Regions from separate parts of the Homo sapiens genome. Here all the other regions are linked to region 3. A link is a loop called in an ENCODE intact Hi-C map of the cell type or tissue named here. Cell type or tissue: endothelial cell of umbilical vein. All regions are shown on one strand.

What was found. Hi-C counts contacts between places; a loop is a spot of excess contacts. Peaks named below come from ENCODE experiments on the same cell type or tissue, not always from the same donor. Only the 100,000 strongest peaks of a DNase experiment are listed, where the experiment ranks them.
Region 1: a loop joins it to region 3, with 4 times the contacts of the local background. A loop is called at or near these places in 3 of 110 quality-filtered maps.
Region 2: it touches region 3 in a loop (6-fold over the local background); 2 of 110 quality-filtered maps call a loop at or near these places.

What each region holds. Positions count from the first base shown.
Region 1 is chr3:192,126,292-192,134,291 of GRCh38, forward strand. No RefSeq gene overlaps it. Among named protein-coding and RNA genes, the nearest start is that of FGF12-AS1, 110 kb to the right of the region's middle. In endothelial cell of umbilical vein, a CTCF peak has its summit at 4,420 (motif pointing right); a DNase peak (open chromatin) is centred at 4,450.
Region 2 is chr3:192,404,731-192,412,730 of GRCh38, forward strand. All of the region lies in intron 2 of FGF12 (fibroblast growth factor 12), which reads right to left. Among named protein-coding and RNA genes, the nearest start is that of FGF12-AS2, 110 kb to the right of the region's middle. In endothelial cell of umbilical vein, no CTCF peak of the experiment used is centred here; a DNase peak (open chromatin) is centred at 4,821; H3K4me3 peaks cover 2,432 bases; H3K27me3 peaks cover 260 bases.
Region 3 is chr3:192,051,351-192,059,350 of GRCh38, forward strand. No RefSeq gene overlaps it. Among named protein-coding and RNA genes, the nearest start is that of FGF12-AS1, 180 kb to the right of the region's middle. In endothelial cell of umbilical vein, no CTCF peak of the experiment used is centred here; DNase peaks (open chromatin) are centred at 3,711 and 4,761; H3K27ac peaks cover 2,581 bases.

The DNA.
Region 1 (8,000 bases), 75 kb after region 3:
ATCCACCATGTTTTACCCATCCACCCCTCCCTCTGCCACAGTGAAGGATACCTACACTGTCTACAATTCTTTGCCAACATAAGCAACGTTGCAATGAACATCTTCAAGCCTTTTTCTTTAAGCATTTTTTATTAGAATGTGAGATGTATATCCAAATGTGGCCTGACTGGATCATACGTATCGTCCAGTTACTGACAAACATATTGTTTTCAAGAACAGCTATGCCAGCACGCACAACCATCAGCAGTGTGTATTTTATGTTGTCTTTAGAAATGGTAACCTTGCCATGGCCCCAAATTCTTGAATGTATGCATGGTGATTTGTAATTCTGCTCTTCACCCTGTAATGATAAGTCTCTTCTTAACTGTAGTCTCTTTAAATATTTGAACTGTGTGAGCGCAGCTGGACGACTGCCCGGGACCTATCCTTTATTGGCTATGAGACTTTCAGCAACTCATTTCTTCTTTCTGATTTTTCTTTCATTCACTTACTCAGCCATTCATTCAAACAATATTAATTGAACACATACTATGTACTTAGTTTATGACTCTACCACCCGATGTGTGTGTTTCTTTATCAGAAGGAGAACCACCATGTAAGCATTGTGAAGACAGTAGTTCATATGATGGACTGCCTCTGCTCTTAGAAAACTCTTGGAGACTCAGAGACATCTTCCCTGAGAAAGATAAATTTAATTTCAAACCTGAAAGGAGTTGGTTAATCAAAAAACCAGGGAGCTGTGACAATTTTTAAATTGAGAATGGCAAAAATAAATTGTATTCTGTATAGAGGAAAACAATGAATGCCGCAGACCTGAGTAGAAACATCCAAGTAGAGATTCAATAATGGAAAGGTGTGCCGTAAGGCTAGAACAAAGAGAGTGGCGTTTGCAGGAGGCTCAGAGAAGCAGGAAGGTGGTGTCAAACCAAGTAGCGTACTGAGACTTGGAAAGCATTTTGGATTACAGAAAAGTATTTATGGAAATTAAGGTAATATTCAAATATTATATAAGCAGCTGGATGAGTACTTCACTGGTGTCTTCCAGTGTTTTCATTTTGGGTTTTTTTCTAAATCTGTGCTTCCAATAAGCCACATGTGGCTACTGTGCTCTTTCAATGTGGCTAGTCTGAATTGAGAAGTGCTGTAAATAAAAAACTAAACACCAGGTTGTGAAACCATAGTATAAAAAAGACTGCAGGCCAGGTGCGGTGACTCACACCTGTAATCCTAGCACTTTGGGAGGCCTAGGCTGGTGGATCACCTGAGGTCAGGAGTTCAAGACCAGCCTGGCCAACATGGTGAAACCCCGTCTCTACTAAAAATACAAAACAAATTAGCTTGGTGTGGTTGTGAGGGCCTGTAATCCCAGCTACTCGAGAGGCTGAGGTAGGAGAATCACTAGAATCCTGGAGGTGCAGGTCGCAGTGAGCTGAGATCGTGCCATTGCACTCCAGCCTGGGTGACAGAGCGAGACACACACACCCCAAAAAAAAAAAAAAAAGAAAGTGCAAAATTTCTTATTAACAATTGTATATTGGTTACAGATTGAAATTATGATTTTTGGATATATTGGCTTAAATATCTTGTATTATAAAAATTAATTTTGCCTATTTCTTTTACCTTTTCAGTGTGCTTACTAGAAAAGTTTAAATCATATACATGGCTCCCAATACATATTTGTTGGGCAACACTGTTCTATATTCTTTGCTTCCTGAAAAACCATAGAATGGTGAAGATTTATCTAGAGTGAAGGTTTTGATAACCAAAATTTTCTTCCTATTAAATCTGAACCCAACAGAAGGAGACATTTAGCCTTGAGATGATTTCAACTAGAGTCCCAGGCAGAAAGCCATTTAACTTGATAATAAGCTGTATAGACTTCAGCAGAGCAGTTTAGAAAATTATGTGGGTGTTAAAATATATGCACATATTCCGTTATATATTAACAAGATATGTGCTCAGAGAAGACTCCCACACACCCACGCACCACTTAGAATACTGGCTTACATTTTTCTACCAGTAAAGTCACTTTGAATAAAGGAAGAAAAAAATCGAGCAGTAGTACAGTAAATGTCACATACTGTATAGTTAATTTGCAAGAATCGTTTTGCAGAAAATGAATTTTTCATGAGTATTCTTTAAAATATGTTTTGCCAGGATATTTTTCTTTGATGTGACTAGCTTAAAAATCCCATCACCTTTTACTGAAATTTTATGATTGATCTTTTTCATATTTGAAACAATTTGATGAAAATTTATTAAATTCAGTTTTGTGCCAATCTAGTTAAACAGACTTCATTTCAGGCCTTTAAATGCTTACAGTCCAAGAGAGGGGACTGTGCTCAAAGAAATAAAATAGTGTGAAAAGTTGAAGAATCAAATTACATCTAGGTACAAATGTAACATGATTCTTTCTGAGAGGAACGAAATCAGTTGTATTTATTCTTAAAAAAGAAAAAAAGACTACATATAGTCCAGAAAACCTTAGCTACATTTAAAAACTGTCTCACAAAACCAAAATTTGGAACTGAACCTCAATTATAATAAAATATTTTCTTTGGAGGATCTGTCAAAATAAGACAGTGTATACATGTTCTTGTTGGCATTTTATACCTGGTGATTATTATGTAGGTATTAGAGAAGTAATATTTTTTTCCCAATCTCTTTGAGTCTTCTGTTAATAAATTTTGCAGACTTCGTAGTCAATGTGTCTCTGACATAATCGTGCGTAAAGTGCATTTATGTATTTACAGAGGAAATGGACCATGAATAGCTGTCACTGTGGACTTTCCCCTCAGTGCCCCATTTACTCTGTCATGCTGTAGGTGTTGCTGGGGGAAAAAAGGGTCAGCAGTTTTTGGTGTAGGCATTTTCTATGGTTAGCCAGCTTTTGTATTTCCTTTGAAGCACTAAGCTGTAACGAAAGTTGTAGGATGGCTCTATGATGAGGGCCATTTTTTGGCCAAATTTCTAAATATGAATCAGTGGATTAAACAGAAAGGTTAAATTAGTTTTTCACATCTTCTTTACTTTTTAAAATATTATTTCAAAAACTATAATTTGAAAGTTATACTGTATCACATTTTATATATCCAGGTGTCAACTGGATTAGATGGGGATATTTCACTTTTCCCCCACATCACACAGCATTGGTAGCGTATTGGAATATTTGATATATTAGGTTCATTTATCCTAGGTTTTATATTTTAATTTGTTAAGTGAACTCTGAGGGGGAAAAGGGGAGATTTTCATTCAGGAAAACTGACTAGATAAAATAATTGAAATATAAATAAATGTCATTAAATTTGGGGGGTTTTAAAGAATATCAGGGGTCCTGTCTGGATAAGATGGAATAAACACTGGTGACTCAGTCTTCTGCACTGAATAAAGACTAGACAGATGCAACAGAGCAGCTCTTTGAGGACTCTGATAAATAGAAGGCAAACTGGGGAAGAAGCCCAGAATTCAAATACTGATGAATTTATCATTTTTTTCCTCTAATGCTCACAACCAACACAGCAGTGATCACAAAGGAGTTGGCAGAGAGAGCTTGGGAGAAGCCTAACTCTGGCTTCTTCTAAGAAGTTCTCCCTAGTTCTGGCTCAAGAAGCAAGAAAGGGAACTTAAAATATTCCGAAAGAGTGTGGAAATGTCCTGTTTTATTTTTCTTTCTTTTTTCTGTTCTCCCATGGCCTAGTTCCTATGCAATCCTGTGGAGCCAAAATTCTAGGTGGGGAAAGTTTCTATTAGAGTAGTCCCCCCTTATCTGTGGGGAATATGTTCTAAGACCACCAACGCATGCCTGAAACTACCAATAGTACCAAACCCCATGTATTTTTTCTTACACAACCCCACAATAAAGTTTAATTTATGAATTAGGCATAGTAAGAGATTAACAACAATAACGATAATAAAGCAGAACAATTATAACAATATGCTGTAATAAAAGCTATGTGAATGTAGTCTCTTTCTGTCTTTCTCAGTATATCCTGTTGTCACGTATACACCTATTTTCAGGCTTTGATTGGCCACAGGTAACTGAAACTGCCAAGAGCCAAACCATGGATAAAAGGGGACTCCTGTCTCATATCTTCAGCAGAGGATCCTTGGTTCCAAGAGAGTGAGGCTGACCACCACTGTCGTCCATCTGGATTGTCCTTTCATTGTTTGGACCTGGATGTGGGCACACCAGAAGTGCACCTCAGAGTGGGATAACTAAAACCCTGGCTTCCTTGATATAGAAGGACCCCAAGGAACCAGAAAGTATGAAAGTTATGGAGAAAAAGGAAAACTCAGGAAATCAATTCCAAATAATTGTTTATAAATTTTGGACTCGTTCCCAAGCTTGCACATGTGGATCTGATGTTATTTAGTGTACAAAAGATAGAACTGAAGATACACCACTGCCCAATGTCTGAGACTGGCCACTAGGTGGCACATGAACTGGACTGATCCAAATAGTACTGCGAATGCTTTGAAGACTATGCTAGCATTGCAACCACAGCACACAGGAGAGGCAGATTCGAACTTAAGAGTGAACCTAACCAGGCTGACTCTTACTAAACGAAAATGTCAACATTCTCCATAGGATTTAAAGAAGTCCCAGAGTCTCATAACATAACATAATATTCAAAATGTCCAGGATACAATGAAAAAAATTTTGGTATGTAAACTATCAGGAAAATCTCAACTTTCATGGGGAAAGACAATCAACAGATATAAATATGAAGTAACAAAGATGTTGGAATTATCTGATTCTTGAAACCAAAGGAAAAATAGAAAGTACACAAAATAAATGGAAGCTGTCAAGAAGTACCAAATGAAGATTTTAGAATTATAAAAATAACAACAACAGTAATAACTTCCCCCTCAAAACAAGAAACAAACAAAACAAAATTTAAAACCCTCCTTTGACAGGCTCAGTAGCAGAATAGAGATGACAGAGGAAAGAATCAATGAACTTGAAGAAAAATCAATAAAAATGATTTAATCAGAACCATAGAAAGTTTTCTTAAAAAATGAAAAGTTTAACAGAACATTAGACATCTGTGGGGAAATAACAAAAAAACTAGTGTTTTTGTTATTTGAGTCCCAGAAGGATAGAAGAAAAAGTGCAGTGCAGAAAAAAGTTAAAGAAGTAATCGATAAAAATGTCCCCAAATTGGCAAGAGAACTGGACATAAAGATTCAAAAAGCTCAGTGAATGCCAAACAGGATAAAAGCAAACAAATCCACACCCAGAAGCACTGTAATCAAACTGCTAAAAATTAAAGACAAAGAAAAAAGCCCAGAAGCCACCCAGAAAAAAAAGATTCGTTATCAATAGAAGAACAGTGACATAGCTCAGAAGGAAGTGTTGAAAGAAAATAACTTTCAACTCAGAATTCTATACCCAATGAACGTATCCCTCGGGAATGAAGGTGAAATAAAAACACTTTGAGAAGAAGAAAAACTAAGGGCATTTATTGCCTTGCAGACCTGATCTAAAGGCATTGTGAAAAAAAAAAAAAGCTCTTTAGGATTTTAGGATGAAGGGAATTAATATAAGAAGGAAACATGGAACATTAACAATGAAGGAGGCTGGACACAATGGCTCACACCTGTAATCCCAGCACTTTGGGAGGCTGAGGCAGGCAGATCACTTGAGGTCAGGAGTTCAAGACCAGCCTGGCCAAATGGTGAAACCCCGCCTCTACTAAAAATACAAAAATTAGCCAAGCGTGGTGGCATGCACCTGTAATCCAAACTACTCAGAAGGCTGAGGCACAAGAATCACTTGAACCTGGTAGGCAGAGGTTGCAGTGAGCCGAGAATGTGCCACTGCAGTGCAACAGAGCAGAGCGAGACTTTGTGTTTAAAAAAATAAATAAATAAATACAAAGAAGCAACAATGAAAATGGCAAATGTTTGGGTAAGTATAATAGATTTTTTCCCTAAATAGTGTGTGGGAGTTGAAAGCAGAAATTACAACATTGTCAAATGAGATTTCAATGTATGTATATAATCATGACATAAATAGGAAGCTAAAGTGATCCAAATGGTAGTAAGCTTTCTACATTCAGCCAAAAGTGGTAAAATATTAATTCTAAGTAGACTGTAAAAAGTTAAATACATATATTGTAATCCTTCGTGAAATAACAAAAAAGAAGTCAGGAAACAGAGAAATGAAAAAACAGAAATAACTAACAGAAAACAAATAATAAAACAGTAAACCTAAATCCAAACATATCAAGAATTACATCAAATGCAAATGGTCAAATCACATCTATTAAAAGACACAGATTTTTAGGGTGGATAAGGAATATTAGACAATCAAATTAATCCCTGCTTTGAAAACTGTCTTTGTCTTACAATGAGGAAACAGAGATTTAGAGGAGAAATAAATTGTTCAAGATCCTACAGCAACCAGATTTAGAGGACAGTTTTTCTAAATTCTTAGATATTGCTTCCTACTACTTCACAAAAGACCTTGTCCCAGCCCTCTAGGGTATTGCTGGGATAAAGAATAAGGAAGTGGGAACAGCTAGATTGCATTGTTTCAGGACTGAATTCAGAGTTAAATGTCAGGAGGGTCCTGACCCTGTGCCAGAGGAGTATGTTACTAGGAAAGCCATTGAAAAAGCCCATCATCATATAGGGAGGTAGTCAATAATGGCTAAAGTGGCATCAACCCCATAGGGGTCATACTGGGTATATTAGTCAGGATTCTTCAAAGAAATAGAACTAATAGGATACACACATGCACACACGCACACACACACACACACACACACGGAGGAGAGGGGAGATTTATTATGAGGAATTGGCTCATACAATTGTGGGGGGCTGAAAAGTGTCATGATCTGCCATCTGCCGTCTAGAGATCCAGGAAAACCGGTGGTGTAATTCTAACCCAAGTTCAATGACCAGAGAGCTGATGGTGCAAATCCCAGTTAGGGGAAGAGAATACCTGTGTCCCAGCTCAAGGAGATAGGCAGGAAGCCAAAAGGGGTAAATTCCTCCTTCCTCCACTTTTCTGTCCTATTCAAGCTTTCAACAGATTGGATGATGGACACCCACGTTGAAGAAGACAGTCTACTTTACCGACACTGCTAACTCAGACGTTAATCTCATCTGGAAACATCCTCACAGACACACACAGAAAGAATGTTTCTATTTGGGAACCCTGTGGCACAGTCATGTTGACGCATAAAATTGACCACAATACTAGATCTGACCCAATTTCCAGCATGCTTCTTGGGAAAAAAAGGAAGTGTGAGGCAAATTTCTCTAGGTTTTTCATGAGGAGAGTTGCATACATTCTGACAAAGGCAGAGAAAGTGACCTGGTAACCAGGTATCTTCTTTTGATATATGCTGCTTGCATTCAGCAGGTTCTAAGCAGTGAAACTCAGAGTAACCTATGGTGAATTTCTGACTTCCCCTCCCTTATTGTTGGAGCAAGTCGAGGAATTTTATGAGACAAGTTGTGTGTCTGCTGGAAAGAATAAGGGCAAGGACTAGAGAAATATAGGGTACATGGACTTAAATAGTAAAATACAGAAACACGCACTATTGAATTACCTAGCTTTCTAGCTTTCTGGAGGAGACACAGATTTCTGTTTTCTTCCTTATAATGGGTTCAGTCAGTGTACATGTAATTGAGGAAGAGTCATATGTTACCTCTTTGTTTTTAGAGTGTAGTGCTGGGCGAAGAAAAAGAAATAAAACACAAGTGTGACAGTTTTGGTTGCAGGAGACAGTGTGCTCTGAGTAAAAGTGTGAAAAAAGCTATTGTAATTTAATTTTGTCCTGAGAATGGGTGCTCAGATGCAAGAGAATAAATCTGACTACTCATGAGCTAAGAGACATTCTTAGCCAGGACTATATTGTCAGGGGAAAGTGAACTCCTTTCCAAGTGACAGAGAAGTCTGTCTTAACATATTCTCACTACTAAATAAAGTAGCATTGTGAACCATTACAGCAGAAGCAAAAAATATAACTTTATTTTTGTAAAGGTCC
Region 2 (8,000 bases), 350 kb after region 3:
CAATATTTCATTTTCAAAGATCTACAGTCCACACAGTGTCTAAGGGGCCCATTAACCCTAGCTGCCTATAGGTCTTCAATAATGCTATACGGTGGTCATTGCTGAAGTCCAATGGCCTCCTTAGCCTATGCCTTCTTCTACAAGTTACCTCTTCTACTCTACCCTATCTCTGTTCTAATTATAAAATAACGATCACAATGATAATAATAATACCAATGGTTAAAACTTTGACAGAAGACATCCAGTTATTTACACTAGTTGATGTTACTTTCTGCTGTGTTGCAAGGAAGGTAGGAAAAAAAGTCAACTGAATCTAGTTCTAGTCTCAATTTTGACAAAACCTAGTTGTGTAACCTTAGATAAATTACAAACTTGCAATGGCTCCAGGATTTCTCATCTACAAAGACAGAGATTTTGCTGCACAAAAAGGATCCAATGTGCACCCTGGCCCTGAAACTGTGTGATGTGAGGCCATACCTAGTCATTTCCCATGTTTTCATTCTGTGTTACTGTCATTTTAAATCTGAGCCCTTTGCCATGATAATTTCAGGATCCCCACTGTATTTATACAGCTTCAATACTACACATATCAGAACTTGGTTAGCTAAGAAAAAAGAGAAGGAGAGATACTCAATGTGTCAGCCCTGAAATCAGAAATACAACCGTGGCCTTTCCCATCAAACACTTGCCTTAGATTCACTTCCTAAGCCTCACTCCCCTAGAAAGTCTGGTCAATGGAACATGTGTCTCAGTGACAGAAATTCAGAGTGGAAATTCTTTATCAGGACAAATTATTCCACTTCACCACTTTACCATTTGTGAGTTACTTTGTTAGTTCACAATGATATGGCTTAGGAAGGCTAGTGGTTTCAAGAATCAGTCAAATATTAAGTGAATACAACATCAAAGTGATTATAAAACAGATTCGAATAGTTTTTCTTTTTGGTGTTTAGCAACTTCCTCCCAATCCAACTAAAGATTCTTCTCTGGAACTGATATGTGGAAGGTGCTATCTCTCTATAAATAGACTTATTCCATGCTATGTGAATCATGGCTGCTGACAGCAAATCAACAGATTAATTATTTGGCTTTGTTAGTGAAGATAATAGCACACTATCATCTTCCCAAAATGTTTTTACACACACCACATGCCCATTCTTCTAAGCTAAGCTTCAGAACAAACTGAAATGGTATACAAATACACGCAGGTTGCCCTTGCACTGGGAATGTCTTAATAGGTCCTGCCATCTCTCTGCCAGATTGTTATTTTGACACTTTAGCTAAAGGAAGTCACCAGTCAGGATCCTCTCTGATAAGATGAACACTGTGTAGAACAAAAAGGGAGGCAAATTAAACGAACACTGAAGAAAACAATAAACTCAGAAACTGCCTCAAATCTCTGTTTTCTAATGAGATGCTAAGGAAGAGCCCACAGGAAGCAGCAAATACAGTCCTTCCTTCCCATGCAAAATGAAGCCATGCAAAAGTAACCCATTGATCATCTCCAAGTCAACTCCAGAGATCAGGATCAGTTTATGTTACCCGTTCACATATATCCACCTATCATTCTTATTATCTTGTTTTTTAGAAGAGGCTGACTAGGATCAACTCAAAAACGTCATATAATTTTCCCAACTAGAGTGCAAGCACGTACTTCAGAGATTGAGATATAAAAGTCACATTGAGTTCAGAACCTTGAAGTCCTCTGTAGACCACATAAGCCCTAAGAAAAGAAGGCCTCCAAATTATCCCTCCACAACAGAACAGGTTATTTTATTTTCCACTAGGTGAGTTACTTTGTAGAGGTAATTCAAACTATTGCATAAATCTTCACTTTATAAAATGAACATGCTATACTAATTGGACATAAAATAATAGAGACTAATAGCTCCTGTCTTGGGATCATAATTATTTTTGTATACTCCTGAAATTTACCACTTTATCATCATCACAAAATAAGAAAATGAGCCTAGTATGGAGTGGACAATGTCATGAAAACCCAACGGAAAATGAAACAGGGTCGCTTCTTCACAAGGCTTAACCCCAAATTTCTGAGCTAATTCTGAGCCCGACTTGTCCAGACTTCCCAAGTGTCGCCCTTCATCCAATGGACCCAACCATGTACTTCATTGCTGGAAACCAACAGCACGCCACAGTCAGAGTTGCAAAGAGACAAACTAGCCAACAGATTACAGGGCAGGCTCCCTTTCCAGACAGTATTTCCTTCCAGTTGTCCACAATAGGGGTAGAGTATCTGCAGAATGCAAATGGCTCTGCAGCCACAACCCAGAAAACCAACAGTCTGATGGAAGCACAGATCTCTCCGCAATTCTGCTTCCATTCTCTCAAGCTGGGTACACTGGCCTGGCTTGACCTGGAAATCATCATGTCAAAACTTTGGGTATCCAATTTCCCTTTGCAAGTAGAGACACATCCAAAAGCAATCATCTGCGGTCGGGGCTGCAGAAGAGAATTAGCTTCAGAAAGCCCACGCCATGAAAATCTCTGATCAAGCTGAAGTTTTCTTTACACTCCTTGAGGCCAAACTGTGTATACTGTCTTGTTCCCTCAATGTCTCAAAAGTGTGAGTGTGCTAAGTATGGTAATAGGACAGAAACGTTAATGAGCAGAGTCCTTGGAAACAATGAGAGGGGTTGGAAGAAAATAATAGGAAAATGAAGACTGTGTAAAGGAAGTGAAAGAGCATGAGGGAAAAATGAAGAGGTGAGAAATTGACAAGGGCGTCTGAAAGATGCAATGCCAAGTGTTGCTGGAGGAAGAGTTGGAAAAATAATAAATTTAAGTTCATCTGGTGTCTACTAGGTGTCTATCATGGATTATGAGGGATAAGGGAAGGGCTGTATTAATCTTTAGGTCCTCAGTGGGCAGCGTAAGTACTGTACTCTACAGACGGATGGATGCATGGACGGATAGATGCATGGATGGATGGATGGGAGAGCGGGAGAGAGAGAGAAGAGATGAATGAATGAATTAATGAATGAAGTGGTCACTCCCCTCAAGGACTCTACAGGCTCTTTTGGAATAAGTGCATCTATACATGTAATTCTTCTCCTGGTCAAACCCCGGACTGATCAAAGTAGAGTGTTTTTGCTGAATATGGGGCAAGAAGCTATTAACTGACAGAGTGGTTGAAAGAAGTCTGGAAATGAGAGAAGAGGGGTCAGAATGTAAAAGAGGAATCCTGGTTCCCTTCCACGGGGGTCCCGAGGTGCTTTGAGGAGGGAGAAAGAGGGCGTCCCCTCTGGGGAGCCCACTCTCCGGGCTTCTACTGACCTGGTCTCCGCCTCACCGGCCTCTTGCGGCCGCTGCAGAAGCGCACTTTGCTGAACACCCCGAGGACGTGCCTCTCGCACAGGGAGCGCCCGTCTTTGCTGGGGCTGGAGCGGCGCTTGGAGGCCGACACTCGGTCGCTGTTGGACTCCCTCGCCTGCCGCTTCTGCCGGATCAAGGAGCTGGCTATCGCCGCAGCCATAGCTGCTCAGCGAGGGCCTCAGGCCCCAGCCTCTACTGCGCCCTCCGGCTTGCGCTCCGCCGGGGCGAGGGCAGGACCTGGGCGGCCAGGGAAAGGGCAGTCGCGGGGAGGCAGTGCTAAAATTTGAGGAGGCTGCAGTATCGAAAACCCGGCGCTCACAAGGTTAGTCAAAGTCTGGGCAGTGGCGACAAAATGTGTGAAAATCCAGATGTAAACTTCCCCAACCTCTGGCGGCCGGGGGGCGGGGCGGGGCGGTCCCAGGCCCTCTTGCGAAGTAGACGTTTGCACCCCAAACTTGCACCCCAAGGCGATCGGCGTCCAAGGGGCAGTGGGGAGTTTAGTCACACTGCGTTCGGGGTACCAAGTGGAAGGGGAAGAACGATGCCCAAAATAACAAGACGTGCCTCTGTTGGAGAGGCGCAAGCGTTGTAAGGTGTCCAAAGTATACCTACACATACATACATAGAAAACCCGTTTACAAAGCAGAGTCTGGACCCAGGCGGGTAGCGCGCCCCCGGTAGAAAATACTAAAAAGTGAATAAAACGTTCCTTTAGAAAACAAGCCACCAACCGCACGAGAGAAGGAGAGGAAGGCAGCAATTTAACTCCCTGCGGCCCGCGGTTCTGAAGATTAGGAGGTCCGTCCCAGCAGGGTGAGGTCTACAGAATGCATCGCGCCGGCTGCGGCTTTCCAGGGGCCGGCCACCCGAGTTCTGGAATTCCGAGAGGCGCGAAGTGGGAGCGGTTACCCGGAGTCTGGGTAGGGGCGCGGGGCGGGGGCAGCTGTTTCCAGCTGCGGTGAGAGCAACTCCCGGCCAGCAGCACTGCAAAGAGAGCGGGAGGCGAGGGAGGGGGGAGGGCGCGAGGGAGGGAGGGAGATCCTCGAGGGCCAAGCACCCCTCGGGGAGAAACCAGCGAGAGGCGATCTGCGGGGTCCCAAGAGTGGGCGCTCTTTCTCTTTCCGCTTGCTTTCCGGCACGAGACGGGCACAGTTGGTGATTATTTAGGGAATCCTAAATCTGGAATGACTCAGTAGTTTAAATAAGCCCCCTCAAAAGGCAGCGATGCCGAAGGTGTCCTCTCCAGCTCGGCGCCCACACGCCTTTAACTGGAGCTCCCCGCCATGGTCCACCCGGGGCCGCCGCACCGAGCTGGTCTCCGCACAGGCTCAGAGGGAGCGAGGGAAGGGAGGGAAGGAAGGGGCGCCCTGGCGGGCTCGGGATCAGGTCATCGCCGCGCTGCTGCCCGTGCCCCCTAGGCTCGCGCGCCCCGGCAGTCAGCAGCTCACAGGCAGCAGATCAGATGGGGATTACCCGCCGGACGCAAGGCCGATCACTCAGTCCCGCGCCGCCCATCCCGGCCGAGGAAGGAAGTGACCCGCGCGCTGCGAATACCCGCGCGTCCGCTCGGGTGGGGCGGGGGCTGGCTGCAGGCGATGTTGGCTCGCGGCGGCTGAGGCTCCTGGCCGGAGCTGCCCACCATGGTCTGGCGCCAGGGGCGCAGGCGGGGCCCCTAGGCCTCCTGGGGCTACCTCGCGAGGCAGCCGAGGGCGCAACCCGGGCGCTTGGGGCCGGAGGCGGAATCAGGGGCCGGGGCCAGGAGGCAGGTGCAGGCGGCTGCCAACTCGCCCAACTTGCTGCGCGGGTGGCCGCTCAGAGCCGCGGGCTTGCGGGGCGCCCCCCGCCGCCGCGCCGCCGCCTCCCCAGGCCCGGGAGGGGGCGCTCAGGGTGGAGTCCCATTCATGGGCTGAGGCTCTGGGCGCGCGGAGCCGCCGCCGCCCCTCCGGCTGGCTCAGCTGGAGTGCTAGCTCCGCAGGAAACTCGGGGCCCGGGCGAGAGCCACCGAGATGGCAGGTGGGACGCAGAGCCCGCGGCAGCCAGAGTTCCTCCCGCACGGCCCGCCGACCCACGGAAGAGCGAAAGAGCGCCCAGGTGGGGCCGAGCTGGGGGCCGGGCCCCTGGAGCGCTGGGAAGCACAGCGCGCTCTAGTCAGGTTCCCTTTCCTGGAGCCCTCCGCTTCCAGACTCCCTTCTTTCCTCCCTCCCTCCCGCCACCCCTCTCCCTCCTCTCTGTGTCTTCTGTCTCTCCCCTTTTCTCCTCTCTACGCAATCCTACGTGATTGAGGTTTGGATGAGAAATTCTCAGAGGCAGAGCGAGGGAACTGCAGCTTGGGTCTGCTCCGTCCGGTCCCTCCCACAAGAGAAACACAACCACAGTGGGAGTTAAAGGACCCTAGGTGCGCAAAGAAGAGGTGGGATGGGGGAGCTGAGAAAATGCAGTCCACACTCTCTCCAATAAGCTTGAGCACGTAGAATTCTCTGTTTAGTTAGGAAGAAAGTGAACACTGGAGAAAGTAAAAATGACCTCTTGGACCTTATCGTGGGCCCCACCTATGGCTCATTTTGGAACAGGAAAAAGTGTTTCCCTTCTTCTTGGAACCCAGATTTCTTGGTTCTGTCTGGAAAGCTGCAAAGCAGGCTCAGTCCCTAAAAAGAGAGCCCAAATAAGCAGCCTGCACAGAGGATGACTCCAGGTGCGGCGAGGGAGTGATGTGGACAAGGACAGTCAACAACAAGCTGTGGAATGCAATCAGGTCTCCAGACGTGAATGTGACGACATCTGATGTTGGAGACACTGGGCAGAGGAGTTCTCCAAGTTAAAATGCAGCATGAAGCATTAATCACCCTCCATTTATGCTAAAGTCTGGGAGCGGCTATTGGTTTCTACTTACAATTTCTCTTCATATATCCCTAATCTCTCTCCTTCAGACACTTCACGAAGCATCTAGGATAGTGCGAAAGGATTAAATGTATGATTTCCAAGCACAGACAGGTGTATGTTGGCAACATCCTAATAGAAGGCAAGGAAAATGCAGGCCCTGAAGCTACTGAAAATGGATGTGGGACCCAGAGGGAACCCAGGAGCTTTCTAGATATGAGCACAAACCTATGGGCCTAGCCAAGATTCACTTGGGCAATAAGAAGGATTGAGATCTGTGACGTTGTTCAGATCAAGCAGGAGTCTAACACCCTACCATGCCCGGGGGCCTGGACCTTCCAGGCTGCCAGCTGGGCAAAGCAGAGGCTGGCAGATAGAGGCTCATGGGACAAACAGCTGGGAGGAGGATTAAATAGGCAAGACATCCTGAGGAAAGGGAGAATCCCAGCTGTCATTTGGGAAGCACACATCCCCTGCAGCAGTTCAATGTGGCTGAATGAAGACAGTGGATATATCCTTGGAATTCTAGCAATACAGAACAAGACACGTGAAAAAGACACACGCACACACACACCTCAGGTCCAAAAGCAAGGCTGAATGCATTTCCATATGTGCATCTGGATGGGGTGAGGGGCATTACTTAACATCAACTGGTAATTCTATCAATTAGGAAAATATTCACATTCCACAGATAAAATTATTTTCCTTCCTTGGCTACTAGAAGACTTGTCTCATTCTTGAGCAAGGCAGACACAGATAGTACAGTGGGCTTTGGGGGCTCCCTGTCCTTGCTATTAAACACCCACACAGACAAAGGTCAGCTAAGGGGAGTAGCCAGAGAAATAGGCAAGAGGGGGTGTATAATGAGGACTTGAGGAAATTATTGCTAAATTTGGAGTCTCTTTTATATTCTCAAAATGGGGATAATCATTCTCATCTACCTCGCAGAAGTGAATATGCATGTGTAAGCATTCTGAAAACTGGAAAATGCCAAATGAATGAATAAAATATGGCCGGTTTTTTTTTTCCAAAGAAAATGCATGAGATTCACCTGAAATGCTTGTTAACATGCTGATTCCTGATGGTCTCTCAAAACACGAAGTGGAAGTCTGTATGGGTAGAGCCTGGGAATCTGAATTCTTCACAATTTCTCCAGGTGTCAAAGTGTCAGAGTTTAATGTATGTTTGCAACATAAATAATACTAGAAGACAAAAGTAAAATATAGTACATTTCTCCAGAACTGCAGTCCTGTGCACCGCCACCCTGCGCCCCCTATAAAAGGCCTGGAAAGAGGATGTGTATTCTTTAGTCTTTGTGTTGCTGATTTTTTTCTGTAGGTTTATGAGATATGAGGGTGTGCTGGTGCAGAAGGTAACGAATACAGAGGCACAGGAGAGAAGGAAGTTATGAGGAAAGATGAAAAGGCAGGTAGCTGTTGCTGTTTGAAGTTCTCCTCTCTGTCTTAACCTGACAACATCAAGTTAGGCATTTAAAGAACAGAACAAAAACAATGTCAGCTTTCTGGGAGCAACATTCTTTCTGTGTTTAGATCTCTATTAAAAGAATGTAGTGTTTTGGATTCAATCGGACAACAAAGACTACTTTTTCCCTCGCACTCCTGCAGCTATTGTCAGAGAGCTTTTTGGCTTTTTAAGTCATCATCAGCATAATTTACTCCATTTCCCCAGTGAGAAGAGGTGAGTATAAAGAAATTTAAGAAGTTAGCTAAGACCTAAATATATGGATATTGAGCTCAGAAGCAATGCTTAAATCAATTTATTTTATATAT
Region 3 (8,000 bases):
TTTTGAATTGCCAGAGAGTTTTGCTTCTGTTTTTTAATTTGTTTTCATTAGGAAAGCAAGCAATAAATTAAAACTTTTACACCAGGTCCAGTGAATAGTAAGTAAGAAATAAAAGTGCATTGGTAAAATGAGACCTCATATACTGAGGATAAAAGGCCAGTGGATGAATGTTGGTTATCATGGTTTTAAAGGAATGGCAGAAAGACAGGGGAACATACAGGAAGGTAAGAAAAAAAAGCGGCCTAAAGAGTAGAAAGAAGTCCAGAGAAAAAAGGCCGTGTCACAGACAACCAAAAAGCATAGCAGCATAACTTTGGGTTGCATATCACAAAGCCATCAAGTAAGATAAGGACTTAAAAGAGTCTACTAGATACAGAAATTTGAAGATATATAGTGACATTCTATTGGCTGAAAGAAAATTTTGTTGGAAATGCAAAAGAAGGAAGCCAGATTATGATTAGTAGATACAGACACTTGAAAGCTTTCAGAAGAATATTCATCTATACCATGTGTATTTATATAAGGTTTATTATGTTAATTTCCAAAATTACAGCGGCCAAAAAATATAATTATTGGCCTTATTTTTCGACCTGCTTCTATCCCATTTTTCTTGCAGAAACTCTTTCTGAAAAAAAAATCATTGAGCTAGCAACGTCTCAATATATTATGATATGTTTTAGACTCTCTCCCTCTTCCTTTCACTAACCTCCCCCATATAAGAGAGCCATGAGGAATTAGGCATGGAAGAGTTAAGGGATATGTGTCACTTAGTGGAAATCTCTATTTTCTAAGGGCAATGTAGGTTTTGAATAGCTTTATGAAAACTCAGTAACAGGCTTCTATCAGTTATGAAAAGTTTTGTAATACCGAATAATTGAAATTGGAAATATCTATTTGGAACTCATTATGTTTTAAAATATATTTTGTTTTATCCACCAGAGGAATCTGGAAACAAAGGCATCAATAGCAACAAGCACATCTATAGACAGACCTTGGTTTCTAAACACCATTCTCTGTGCAAAGGAACCAAAAATTATCGAAGACCTTATGTCTGCTCTGGCAACATTCAGGTGATACTGGGACATCTTATTTTGCCAGAAAGAAAAGGAATATCCAAGACTAATTGCAATGTATCAAGGGGACACAGAAGCCAGCTTGAATGGGTTTCTTTTGTGAACATTTTGAGAGTTGAAAATCAAAAACTTATGGACTCAGCCAGGCACAGTGGCTCAGATCTGTAATCCCAGCACTTTGGGAGGCTGAAACAAGCAGATCATCTGAGGTCAGGAGTTTGAGACCAGCCTGGCCCACATGGTGAAACCCTGTCTCTACTAAAAATACAAAAATTGGCCAGACGTGGTGGCACACATCTGTAATCCCAGCTAATTAGGAGGATGAGGCAGGAGAATTGCTTGATTCCAGGAGGCAGAGGTTGCAGTGAGCCAAGATCGTGCCACTGCACTCCAGCCTGGGTGACAGAGGGTAACTCCGTCTCAAAAAAAAAAAAAAAAAAAAAATTACAGACTCTAATTGATTGTAAAATATTGAGTAAACAAAAATCCAAGAATGAATAGAGATACTTAAAAGATGAGAAGGAAAAAAAAAATTTACCATCATTAAAGTAGACTATTTCACCAAGGATTTACTCTGAAAATTTGATAATTAAAGTAAAATTATCTACCTGCTCTTTATATACAGAAATGAGTTTCTTGTTTGATGAAGAAAATCTCTTTATAGAAGAATGCCAGCAAATATATTGTATTAGTCTATTCCTGCACTGCTCTAAAGAAATACCTGAGACACACTTCGGGAGACTGAGGCGGGCAGATCACAAGGTCAGGAGATTGAGACCATCCTGGCTAACATGGTGAAGCTCCATCTCTACTGAAAAAAGGTACAAAAAATTAGCCGGGCGTGGTGGCGGGCTCCTGTAGTCCCAGCTACTCAGGAGGCTGAGGCAGGAGAACAGTGTGAACCCAGGAGGCAGAGCTTGCAGTGAGCCGAGATCGCGCTACTGCACTCCAGCCTGGGCGACAGAGTGAGACTCCATCTCAAAAAAAAAAAAAAGAAAAGAAAAAGAAATACCTGAGACTGAGTAACTTATAAAGAAAAGAGGCTTCATTGGCTCATGGTTCTGCAGGTTGTACAAGAAGCATAGCAGCATTTACTTCTGGGGAGGCCTCAGGAAGCTTCCAATTATGGTGGAAGACAAAAGGGGAGCAGCACTTCACATGGCCAGAGAAGGAGCAAGAGAGAGTGAAGAGGCAGGTGCTGCACACTTTTAAACAACCCCATCGCATGAAAACTCACTCACTATCACGAGAACAGCACCAAGCAGGAATGGCACTAAACCATTCATGAGAAATCCACCCCCATGATCAAATCACCTACCAGCAAGCCCCACCTCCAACACTGGGGATTACAATACAACATGAGATCTGGGGGGACACAGATCCAAACCATATCATATATATTATACGTAATGTTACAATTTGAAAAAAATCACAATTTGCAGTTGTAAAGTAATTGATTGAGGCAAGGATCATCAATTGCTACAACTATTAGGAACAAAAAGTTTCTGGAGAAAGAATCCAAAATGCACAATGCAAAAAATCATCCCTCTTTCCACACAATGCATACACATTTATAAACCTCTGGAGTGTGTGTGTGTGTGTGTAAGTGTGTATGTGTATCTTTACAATGGAAATATAGGTTCACATAATCCCCTTAGAGGTGTGACCAAATTTAGCACAACTAGTAGTCTTGACAAATGTGTTTAAGCCAAACATATTTAAGGCATTAGACCTAATTTTGAGTTTACTAAAAATAAAGGTACTACAAAAATATTATTACATGATGCAGAAACAATTAGACATATCTGAAATGTGAAATACTCAACAAAAATACTAATCTTGTCATTTAGAAGAGTCTATTTCATGACAAAAAGATGTGAAGGAATTCTTTCTGATTATAAGATATGTAATAACCGAGTGCAATATTTGAACCTTGACTATATTGTGATTTGAAGAAAGAAAAGGTAATAAAATACGTTATTATTTTATGTTAATAAATTTGAGATAATTGGAGAAGACAAGATGGTCTTACTAAAGTTTTATTGGATAATATCATAAATATTATTTATGGTATTAAATACTATTGAGAAAATACTTTTCTTAGACATGACACTGATATTATAATTAATGTGGTGGAATACCCTGTTTGAAGCACTTAGGGATGAACTATCCTAATGTTTCTAATAAGCTTTTTATATTGGAAATGTTTTTCAATTGAAACATTTTATAATAAAGCTGGGGAAATAATTTTTAAATAACTGCTGAAAATTCTTAAATGTATATGCCCAGTCCAAACTACTCTCTCTACTTCAGATGCACATTGTCAACTGTCCTTTCAAAGTCTCAACTTAGATAGTGAATAACATTTCCAACTTTCCATGGACAAACATGAACTCCTGATCTTTCATTCCAAAAGATGTCTACCTGCAGTATTCCACATCTTATATATTTCATTCCAGTTCCTCATACTAAAATCTTAGAAAACACCCTTAACATTATGATTCTGAAACTCTGTTTCCAATATGTCAGGAAATCCTGTTAACCCTAAAGTCAAAATGTATTCAGAATCTCGTTATGTCTACTGTTACCACTCTTGCCCAACCCATTGTCTCAAACTCTTACTCAAATTCCTGGAATAGCCTCCCAATTACCTCATTTCCATCCTTGCCAACTTAGAGTCTATTCTTAACCCAACATCCGGAGACATCCATGTCATGGTTCAGTGGTCCAGGGCTGGCAGGGAAGTTCTGCCAGGTAAAACATAAGACTTCACAGTAGTTACATTTGTTGCCATTTCATAGCCAACAAAGGAGAGAAAGGCCAGCAAAAGTATCTTTTATGAAATGACCTAATAATTTAATGCATAAATTCTTCTCCTATACCATTGGTTAAAATTGGTCACATGGTGACAACTAGCTATAGAAGCGACAAGGAGACACTTATGTTGTTGGATGATAATGAGTTTAGCTAAATATCAAAGTATCTGTTTCTAAAAGAAAGCATGGAAAACTATAAACTAGGAGCAGTTAGAATAACCCTCAGTTCACCACTCTGGCCATGTAAGCATCCATGCAGTTACTGCATCCAGCCCCCAATCCAGGATTTTGTGATGTGCAATCTTCTTTATCATATCTGAATTTGGCTCTTCAAAACCAGGCAATCTATTGCCTACGTGGTAGGATATCTTCTTTCTTACTCTTTGCTTCCAGTCAGTACAAGTAAAAGGGGGCACATCTAAACATCTCAACAGTTCAAAATCATTAAAACAGCAATATTTCTCCTCATGAAGCCAATTAAAACAATAGAAAGAGAATGGATGTTCTTGATCTGACTTTACATCTGGGTAACTTTAAGCAATCATCTTATCTCTTGCTGTTTGAAACACAGACAGCATTAGACTTTTTAACTTTGAAAGGTTCAAAATGTCTAGATATTCCATCACTTTAACTTCCTAGACACAAACAATCCTCCCTTACCGGCACTCTTCTGAAATCCATAACCATGTCAAACCCAGCCAGTTTTTGTGTCAGTTTCCTTTCTGTAGCCACTTACTAAACATACGAGGAGCAGCCAGCATGCAGAATCATTCTGAATTTTGTCAACTAACTTCCTCAGAGCTAGAATCTCAGGAGGACACGATCTGCCTTCCACACTAGGTCAACAACAGTTTTACCAAACATTTTGCCACAGCATAATTATGTTCTCCAGTTTCCCGACTCACAATATTTGTGAAGTTTCCATATGCAACTTTACCCATGTTACACATAATCACTGTTTTCATAATAGCAACCTACTTCCAGGAATCATATTTTATTTTCAGGAAATGGTTAACAATTTGAGATCCAAGATAAATATCCATCCACCCCCTGAAAAAAAAATAGTTTTTTTTTTTAAATAAGAAAAGCATTTTTGTCTCTACTATAATAGTTTAGAAGTGAGCAATCCAAGACTGGTTGAGAGGTTTTTGATTATACTGTAAGTCATTACCATTATCCAGCTAGCAGAGAGAAGTAAGGAGTCTACAATGCCCATAAGTTGTACACATAGTTACTTACACTTACCTAGTACTGATACAGATTTAGTCTCATGGGCACACATGATGCAATTATACAACAACAGTAAAAATATCGGCAGAAGGGTGTTCACATACTCACCTAAAACGCTTGATTTCCATTATCAAAAGATGAGAGGGAAACAGTTAATTGATCTTTATTCCAATTAATTTTGTGCCCATTACTCTACTAGACAATAGAGCTATAATAGACAAAAATTGAGCAAGATGTAGTTCCTACTGCTATGGAGTTACTGAACTTCAGGGGAGGCTGTGTATAACTTCAAGGCTGCCCAGGGGAGTACCTCTATATTTTAATAATTGAATGAAACATTAGCTTTTAGGTAAAGTCATTGTCAGTCTTTTAAAAGAAAGATGGATTAAAGATGCATTCCTGCTAATAAGGGGAGAAGTTGGCTTTGGGCAAAAAATGGAGAGAAACAAAAGATTGCTGGAAAAGAGGCAAAGGAGCATAGAAAAGAAGAAACATTTGATTGAGGACAAATTAATAAGTGAACAGACATACCTTCACACCTAGAAGAAAGAAATAATTACAAAGGTGCAGTGGACATAGGGTGAATTTATGTCCAGGTATCAAGGAAAGATAAATTGAAATGAGAGTGCTACTGGATATTTTGTTATTAGGCTGAACTGGCTTTGCCTTTTGCAGTAGATTCTTTGTCGTCCCATCCAGATCTTTTCTTCAGAATCCAGGCATACAATACTACAGCTGTTGAGAAAGTTGATTTCTGGTGGCTCCCAGGTGTGTCCCCTTCCAGACCTTCCCCCCCAAGGGTGCTGCCTCAATTAAATTTACAAGCCCTGTTTAGGGGCTTTGAATAACTCTGGGATGCCATAAGACAAAGGCCAGACTCCTTGACAAAGTTTGAGTCTAAAGAGCCACCCTCGCTCCAGAGATTACCCCCGCACACTGAGAGTGGGAGGAGACCTCCACTTTAATTACATTGCTATTTAAATTATCCCTTTGACCGATCAGTCCTGCTTGTCCCAATCCCTTGGAGTTGTTGTTCCTGAATACACCCTCCCATGAGCTTCCTGTACATAAATCTCAGTTTAGATTCTGTTTCCATGGAACTTGACCTAAAACAACTTTGAGCTTCCCATCAGTCACTGAGCTGATGTAGGATAACTCATAACCTAGGAACTGAGCTCTATCTACCTCAATCTGAAAACAAGAAGCTCTTTCACACATTCTGTAGTCCTAAAAATGATTAAGCTTTCAGGTGACAGTGCAGTAATATCTTCCCATTAGGATCTCACATTATTTTATAGCTTAATACATTTTCAAGGCCATAGTAACCACCAAATTGGGATCTGGCAATAACTGCGTGTCTTCGTCGGGTTGCAAGGAGTTGCGGAATTCTAGTATGTTACATTTACAACATACCACGGCAATCATCTAAATTATACCCATGACAGACGAAGACCCTCAGTTCACTTGTGTGATAACTTAGTACACATCACTTACTGGCTTAGCTTTTCTCTCTCTGCTGTCTTCTGAAAGTCAGGGATAATGTCTAAGTCGTTGTCTTAGTCCCAGTTTCTATTCAGTACTTTCATGTAATATTTTCTTAAAAAATGTTTGTTCGTGGAACTTAGAAATCTGAAGGGAGAGAACTAAAGTAAATAAATAAAAATTGGTGAGCCATTCTAGATTCTAGTTATCTCCCATATTTGATTAGTGATTCGCATTTTAAATCCTAAGGCCTACATGCCCTTGTAATTTGTATGCACCTCTTCCTTTACATTATTACTGCTTTGGCAAAGATGTTCATCATTTTGCAATAAAAATATTAAAATAGCCTCCTGAGGGTTCTTCCTGACATCACTGTTTTTTAAATTCAATTTGCTTCATCCATCTTTCACAATGTGGCTAGAGAGATCATTCTAAAATAAGTAAATAAATGAGCAAAGAAGTAAATAAGAAGGTGTAATGGCCCCACTTTATGTGCTTACTATAGGAAGGCCAAGCTTCTTGTTTAATCATTAAGTCCCTAAATACAGTGAGCTCTGCTTGCATCTCCACCATGCCCTCTGTCATGCCCTCTCTTGCACCTGTATCAGAGTCATGCCAACTACCTTCAGCTCAAATGTACCTTCCCTTTTTCTTAGAATTCCCCTCCTTTTCTTTTTCTTTTTTATTTGCTTAATTCCTATTTATCCTGAAACTAAATTATCATCTATTTTAAGGGGTATTTTCTGATTTTTTTTTTCTCTTGACATACAGAATTTTTAAAATGTCTTTCATAATACTGTAGCTTCTTGAAAGATTAAATCATGTGTTTCATAGTTCAATAGTGAGCAATAATCTCAAATTTGGAAAGCAGAAAAATACAGATAAGAGTAAACCTTTCTGTTTACTCTTTCATGTAGTCCTAAAAATGCATAAGCTTTCAGGTGACAGTGCAGTAATATTTTCCCATTAGGATCTCGCATTATTTTATAGCTTTCAGGTAAAAGTACCTTTGTTTATTTGAAGGCTGAGGAAGAGGGTGGGGGTTATGAATGTTGAAAGAACCCAAGAGGGAACTCAGAAATTTTAGAACGAAATGTAAACTCATACAAAACAGGTAAATGTGCTTGATGTAGTACAGATATTATGGGCTTCAAATTAGTTTTTGACCTCCCTCTATTTATACACATGTAGTCAGTTCTCATTATTCCCAGTAGTTCTGTTCTACAAAGTTGCAGCAAACACTGAATTAGTAAATATTAAACCATTGCTCCTAGGGAAAATATGGAGTTAAGTTTTTGTGAGCCTCTGGTCACAGCATTTTTGTTAATAAACACATAACCTTGTTTTATATTTGTTTCTGTTCGAAGACACCTTATTTAGTATATATTGCTGATTCAAT